Regions from separate parts of the Homo sapiens genome. Here region 1 is linked to region 2. Evidence: chromatin contacts called from ENCODE Hi-C data. All regions are on one chromosome and are shown on one strand. The core of a region is the stretch at or near the end of the contact, and the rest is flanking DNA. Distances in the headings are between cores, read along the strand shown. Region 1 holds the start of BAHCC1 (BAH domain and coiled-coil containing 1). Region 2 holds the start of NPTX1 (neuronal pentraxin 1).

Region 1 (3,367 bases), core at 765-3,264, 920 kb before region 2:
CCAGGCTTCCTGGCGGCCTCCAGGGAGTCGTGTGTGCTGTGCTTTTGTTTTGTGGTTGTTTTTTTTTTTTTTTTTCTCTCCAATAAGAAATTTCAAAGTTGAGAAAGCGCGAGCTGCCGGCGATTCTCGGGACGCGGGCTCGGCTACGAAGCAACAATTTTAATCTCCCACCCCCTGCGGGCGGATCGCAGGCCCGATTGTTCCTTTCTCACCAGCCTGCTCGACTTTTTAAGCAAACAGGAGGTGGATTACTGTCGCCTGCCTGCGCCGCCACGGCTCTGACCGGATTGGAGAGAGCTTTTCTTTGTGTTCTCTCCTCCCGGGGAGAGGCCGCGCCGCGCCTCCGCGTCTGCCCGCGCCGGGCTTCGGGGGCCTGGGGAGCCTGAGGCGGCCAGGAAGTGGGGCGAGGAAGGGCGGCCACACGGCCCGAGCTGGGAGTCCCACAGTCCCGCAGCGGCGACGCCGCCACCCGCCGAGTGCCGAGGCCCGGGGCCCACTCCCAGCCCAGCTCCAGGAGAGGCCGCGCCGGAGGACCGCGAGGACGGCGCCGCAGCGCCAGGTCGGGCTGAGGTAAGGGAGGAAATGGAGCGAAAAGTGGCGGCGGGCAGAGGGCCCCGGGCGGGCGGAGAATCGCTGACGAGGGCATTTCGGAAGGAACTGAACCTAGGAGCACAGGGCTCCCTCCCGGGAAGGCAGGGCGTGACCCTGGAGCCGCCGGTCCCTCTTGCCGCGGCCCCAGGCGTGGCTGGCGCGCTCCAGGATCTGGAGCTTCTACAAGTTTGCTTTGTTTCCTGCTTTTGCATCTAAAAACCCGCTCTCTCCTCGCCCGCCTGCCGGAGACCAGGACTCTGGCCCGTCTGCCTCCCTCCGGCGTCGTCTCCGGGAGCGCGGGCGCGGTGGGGCCTGCAGGCCGGGCTGGGACCAGGCGCGCCTTGGGGCGCGAGTGGCTCGGCCGTCGCCGCAGAACCCGCTCCCTGCGAAACAGCCGCACCCGCTCCCTGGGAGAGTCATGAGAACTGGGGTCGCGCCTGACCCCCGCGCCCGAAGAAAACCAGCCCGCGGACCCCGCCACACGGGCCGTGACCCGAGCCCCGCGCGCCGTCCCGAACGCGCGCGGTGAAAACGCCCCGCTGCGCCGGCCTTGCTCGGTCCCCCTCCTCCACCCCCACTTCTCCGGAAAAAAAAAATTCTGAATTGGGAACGAAGACCCGAAAAACTCGCCATGACCATTCCCCTCCCCGGCCCCTAGCTTCGGCCCGGAAGGCCCCTCAGGGCAGCGGCCGTGGGTACCACGACCCGGCCAGTTCCCCTCGCCGCGGACCGACCGGGCAGGGCCAACCCAGGACTGTTCCGGGGAGGGGAGCAGGGTAGGGGAGCGAATGTTGGGGTTCGTTCGTGGGTCACCCAGAACTGGGCGCACGCTGGCGGCGCCCGGACTTCGCCTACTGTCCGCCCGGTGCCACCCGCGCGGCTCGCGCCAGACGCAGCCTGGCGGTCCCTGTCCTGTCTTCGAGTATTTGTTTTTAATGCTGGGTGTCGATCGAGACAACAAGCGCTCAGAGCAAAGCAAGGATGCATTACGGGGGTAATTTTAAACCGATCGATAAGATTTTTCAGAGAAAAAAAAATCGCTCATAGTCCATATTTTTTAAGAAAAAAAAAAGCCTCAACATTTTAACGGATTTTGTTAAAAGGGAAGATATATACTTCTTAACATCACAATCCTGAATTTCTTTTGCTAAAAAAAATGTAAAACCCCAAAGCCAGAATAAAAAATAAAATAATAATAAAAATACAAAAACAAAAAAAAAATGAAAGCAATTTCAGTTACTTACTGGAGGCTGTTTCCTGGATACAACTGAATGCAATACAATTAAATCAGTAAATGTGACTTTGTTTTGTATTCCTATTGGTATTTTCAATGTGCTGACTGTTGCACTGTAAATGCACCGCTTCCACAACAACGACTCTAGCGAGCCCATCCAGAGCGGCTCTCAAACCTGCAGCCTGGCGCGGCGAGCCACGGGCCCTGCATACTAATAAGCTCGTGCCACTCAGCCCGGAACAGCCAGCGCGCTGATTGGCCGCGCAGCCCTCCACGGCCGGGAGCTCGTGCCACTCATTCGGCGTAAACAGGCCTCCCAATAGGCTGGCGCCGGGCCAGGGAACTGCCAATCAGGAAGCAGCGGGGCTACTACCAAGCCCGATGGCGCCTAATTCAAGCCCGGCGACTGCGCAGCTCCTCTGCGCAGATCATTGCTGCTGAATGGGAATGTGGTGGCGCAGGGCGGGAGAGGGAGCTGGAGCGAGCGAGTGCGCGTGTCCCGGCGGAGGGGGAGGCGTAGACACAGACACAGACACACACACACACATATATGTTTAATCCAGCAGGTCTAACGTTTGGCTTCTGCCGCACAGAAGGCCAAGGGAAGAAACACCACCACCCCTTAAAAGTAGCTGCTTTTTCTCCCTGGAATCTGTCTGGCAGGTGGCAGGTAGGCCAGACCTCCAAGCCCAGAGGCCTCCCCAGGTTGCCTGGCCCATCTACCGCTCTGAAGCTGCTGCCTGCCCGGACCCGAGCTCGCGGATGCACGCACGCACGCCCGCTGCTTGGGCAGCAAAAGCTTTGAATAGCCCGTCCGGCTCTCTCCTCCCCATGACCTGGGGATCAGACCCTGGGAAGTGAGTTCTGAGTCTCCAGCCGTCTACATTACTGGCTCTCAATTTTATCTCCCTCTGCCACACTTTGCAACAGAGCAGCTACTAAAATGAAAATCAGGGATTTATTGAGAAGACAAGGATTGCCCTTTCTTCATCTACACCTAGATTTAGAAAATATTTTCAGTTTGGTAATGGGGGAAGCGGGTATGGTGTGGTAAACCATGTATAGTATTTCTCAATGCTGCTCCCTGTCTGCCTATCTGCTAAATCCTCACTCCAACTAAAGCAAGCCACTGAACAATTTTTATCGTAATCAGATGCAAACCACTTCTAAAATATTCCGCAAACAAATATTTCTGTTAGAATTTGGTTTCCCACCCAAATGCTATTTATTCTCAGGGAGTCGAGGTGATGTCTTAGTGGCGATGGATACATTTATTTTTGCTCCTCTTTCTCCATGTGAATCTCTGCCTCCCCCTCTGGGGGAAAAAAGGATATTTAAACTAGGAGCCAACTGACAGATTCACACGCATTCGAAATTCTCCACCGTCTCATTCCGGCAGGGACACGAAAGAGTTAAACTCAAAGCCTGTTGTCTCTCTGTTTCCCCGCCCCCACTCCCGCTCCCGCGGGACCGCTGGGATTGGTTGGCACTCCGCCAGTGGACTGTCCATCACCGAGTGTAAACAAGGCGCTGATTGGCTGT
Region 2 (3,318 bases), core at 621-3,120:
CCTAGCGGCTCCCTACGGGAGTTGGGGCAGAAGACGCCGCGACCCCGCGCGGGTAATTTCTCCCGAGGCGCGTTCCAGCCCGTGGCGCTGCCGGCGCAGACCCCGCGTGGGGACCGGCGAGGCTAACCCCTCCTGCGGCCCGGGGTCGGCAGAGCACGCAAGGGGCCGCGGGCCGCGTGGGTTTGGGCGCGCCGTGGTGGGCAAGCGGGGCCAGCGGAGCGGGAACCCGCACACCCTCCGAGCGGAGCCGAGGACAGGCCCGTGCGGGCCGCGGGGTCCCTCTGGCGCCAGGAAGCGGCGGCCGAAGGAGACAACGAGAACGCAGCCCCGGCTCAGGGAGGCTTAAAAGCTGAGATGCTGAACGCAGACGGCGGGCGCTCGGGGGCTGGGGGGCGGGTAGAGGCCGCCATTTCTCAAAAAGGTCTCCATCGAGCCGGCCTCTGCTCCCGCCCGAGGGGCGGACGCCCGATCCCGGCACCCGGGACTGCCCGTGGGTCCCTGCTGGCTGGGGACCCCCAGCCCCCGGCTGCGCGCAGGGAAAGGCTGCAGAACGCAGAGACCAGAGAAGCCGGGGGCGGCGGGGAGGGGTCGGGGGGCCACGGCTGTAGCCCGGCCCCGCAGTCTCGGAGCCTCAGTTTCCTTCTCTGTACCACGGGAGCGTGGACGGAGGGATTTCCGAGGCTTTGACCGCTCTGATAGCCCCGGGGCGGGGCGGGGCGGGGCGGCTGCGCCAGCCCTGGTCCTGAGCCCCCAGCCCGGCGCCGGAACCCGGACCGCGATCTCGGGAGCCGAGCCCCGCGGTCCAGATGAAGGCGCGAGTGCGCGGGTGCCGGGTGGGGTGTCTGAGCGAGAGCGGAGCTTCTCAGGTGGACGCCCCCAGCCACCTCCGGGACCCTTCCTGCTGGCCTTTGGGCCTGAGAAGTGGGCGCGGCTGGACAGACGGGAAACAGCCCCCCACGCACAGGTGGACACCCGGGGATACCGGGCGCGCGCGGCGCCTGGCAAGGGGAAGCTGCTGGAGACGCGGGCGGCTGCTCCCGCGGGGCCCCCTTCCGAAGCGCCGCTGCGAACGTCCAGCCCCGGCGACGCCGCCTGCCCGCGATCGGGCCGGCGCCGCGGACAGGAAAGGCTCGATCAGCTAGGTCTGCCTCCGAGAAGTCCCCAGCGCCCCGCCCGCACGGGGTGGGGACTGACAGTCCCCCGGGGACGGGGCCGGGTCCACAGAGCCCGGGAGCTGGGGGAGGGGAGGCGCCGGGGGCCCCGACCCGTGGGAAGTCCCTGTACCCAGGCTGCCCGGCGGCTTCTCAATAGCACACGGACATCTAAGAAACGCGGGGCGGCCCGGTGACCCCCGCTCTGGACTTAGTGGCGCCGCGAGGCCCCACTCCGAGCCGTTGACCACCGGGCACTCGGGTGTTGACGACCTGGGTCCTTGGGCACCCAGCCCGGCTCCAAACGACCCCGGCCCAAGGGTGTTCAGTGCAGCCAGGAGGGCCGAACCGAATTCTATCTCCCGGACGCGGTGGTTTCCCGCCCGCCTGGAGCCCCGTCGGAGGTTCGGGGACACCACGCAGGTGGTCCATCCTCGAGTCCGGGGCCGGAGCCCGACTTCCTTCCCCCTGAGCTCTCGGAGCCTTCGGGGCAGCAGCGCCGGCCCAGGCGGGGGCGGGGGAGGAGGGGGCCGCGGCAGCTCCCAGAAGGGCGGGGGGGACGCGAGCGGAGGCAGCCCCGGTGGCGCGCTCGTGAGACCCCCGCCGCGCCGCGGGCCCGGGCCGCGGACAATTAAAGCGGGATTCCTCCCCCGCTGACGTCGGCGGCTCGAGGCCCCTCCCGCGGCGGCATAAAAGGCGCGGGCTCCGCAGCGCAGGCGGCAGTGGGGGCCTGATAGCGCGGCGGTGTGGACCGCGCGGCCGAAGAGCGCGGCGCCCAGAGCGCGGGCCGCTCGCGGAGCCACAGCCCGAGCCGGGTCCCAGCCGGAGCCGAGCCCCAGCCGAGCCGAGCCGGGCCCGGAGCGCCCGGTGCCCGCAGCCATGCCGGCCGGCCGCGCCGCGCGCACCTGTGCGCTGCTCGCCCTCTGCCTCCTGGGCGCCGGGGCCCAGGATTTCGGGCCGACGCGCTTCATCTGCACCTCGGTGCCCGTGGACGCCGACATGTGCGCCGCGTCCGTGGCCGCCGGCGGCGCCGAGGAGCTCCGGAGCAGCGTGCTGCAGCTCCGCGAGACGGTGCTGCAGCAGAAGGAGACCATCCTGAGCCAGAAGGAGACCATCCGCGAGCTGACCGCCAAGCTGGGCCGCTGCGAGAGCCAGAGCACGCTGGACCCCGGAGCCGGCGAGGCCCGGGCGGGCGGCGGCCGCAAGCAGCCCGGCTCGGGCAAGAACACCATGGGCGACCTGTCCCGGACACCGGCCGCCGAGACGCTCAGCCAACTCGGGCAAACTTTGCAATCGCTCAAAACCCGCCTGGAGAACCTCGAGGTCCGCGCGCGCCCTCGGCTCCGGTTCCCCCTCCGGCTCGCTCGCCCCTCTGCCCTCCCCCACCCCGTTCCCTACCCGGCCAGGCATCCCCCGCCCTCGCCTCAGCCGCGCGGGTGCCCGGCCGGTGCCTCCCCGCGCCTGCGAGGCCCCGCGGCGGCCACTCGCCCCAGCTCCCTGCCAGGCCGCCCCCGCAGTCGCCCAGAGGGGACCGCGCCGCGGGCCTTCCAGCACGGTCCCCGCGCCTCGCCTAACGGTGTGGTTTCCCCCGCCCTTGCACCCCGCAGCAGTACAGCCGCCTCAATTCCTCCAGCCAGACCAACAGCCTCAAGGATCTGCTGCAGAGCAAGATCGATGAGCTGGAGAGGCAGGTGCTGTCCCGGGTGAACACCCTGGAGGAGGGCAAGGGGGGCCCCAGGAACGACACCGAGGAGAGGGTCAAGATCGAGACCGCCCTGACCTCCCTGCACCAGCGGATCAGCGAGCTCGAGAAAGGTACTGGGGCCAGGGGGAGCCGTGCTGCCTGCCTGCACCTGCTTGCCCGACCCTGCCTCGGTCCCGATCCCTAACAGCCCAGCTCTGCACTGTGCAAGCCTCAAGCCGCTCCGCTACCCCCAACCCCTGCACCGCTTTCTCATTCCCCGCACCCCTTCCCAGGTTCTGGGCTTCTAGTCGGTGTTTCTATCAGGGCTGGGTGCCTTGGGCTGGGGCTGTCTCTGGGAAAGGGGATTGCATAGTGCCCCCTCCCCCATCCAGACACACTCACACACTCGCTGGATTTTTCAAGTCTGATTTGTTTAATCCTCAGTAACTTTGCACAGTGGCTGTCGCTGGCTCAAACCCTCCC

What was found. Hi-C counts contacts between places; a loop is a spot of excess contacts on that map. Pooled maps may share reads with other maps.
Region 1: a loop to region 2 is called in a pooled map, with 12 times the contacts of the local background. The contact joins the promoter of BAHCC1 here to the promoter of NPTX1 in region 2. A Hi-C loop is called at or near these places in 1 of 168 maps with a recorded cell type or tissue (HepG2), 4 of 37 single-sample maps with no recorded cell type and 5 of 50 pooled maps.

Annotation. Positions count from the first base shown.
Region 1 is chr17:81,394,104-81,397,470 of GRCh38, reverse strand. It overlaps BAHCC1 (BAH domain and coiled-coil containing 1), which reads right to left and starts at 2,014. Exons shown (of 28, transcript NM_001377448.1): 1 at 1,836-2,014. RefSeq lists enhancers at 59-667, 668-1,276, 3,360-3,367 and a silencer at 3,302-3,367.
Region 2 is chr17:80,475,159-80,478,476 of GRCh38, reverse strand. It overlaps NPTX1 (neuronal pentraxin 1), which reads left to right and starts at 1,870. Exons shown (of 5, transcript NM_002522.4): 1 at 1,870-2,474; 2 at 2,759-2,966. The coding sequence starts at 2,031. RefSeq lists an enhancer at 2,883-3,318.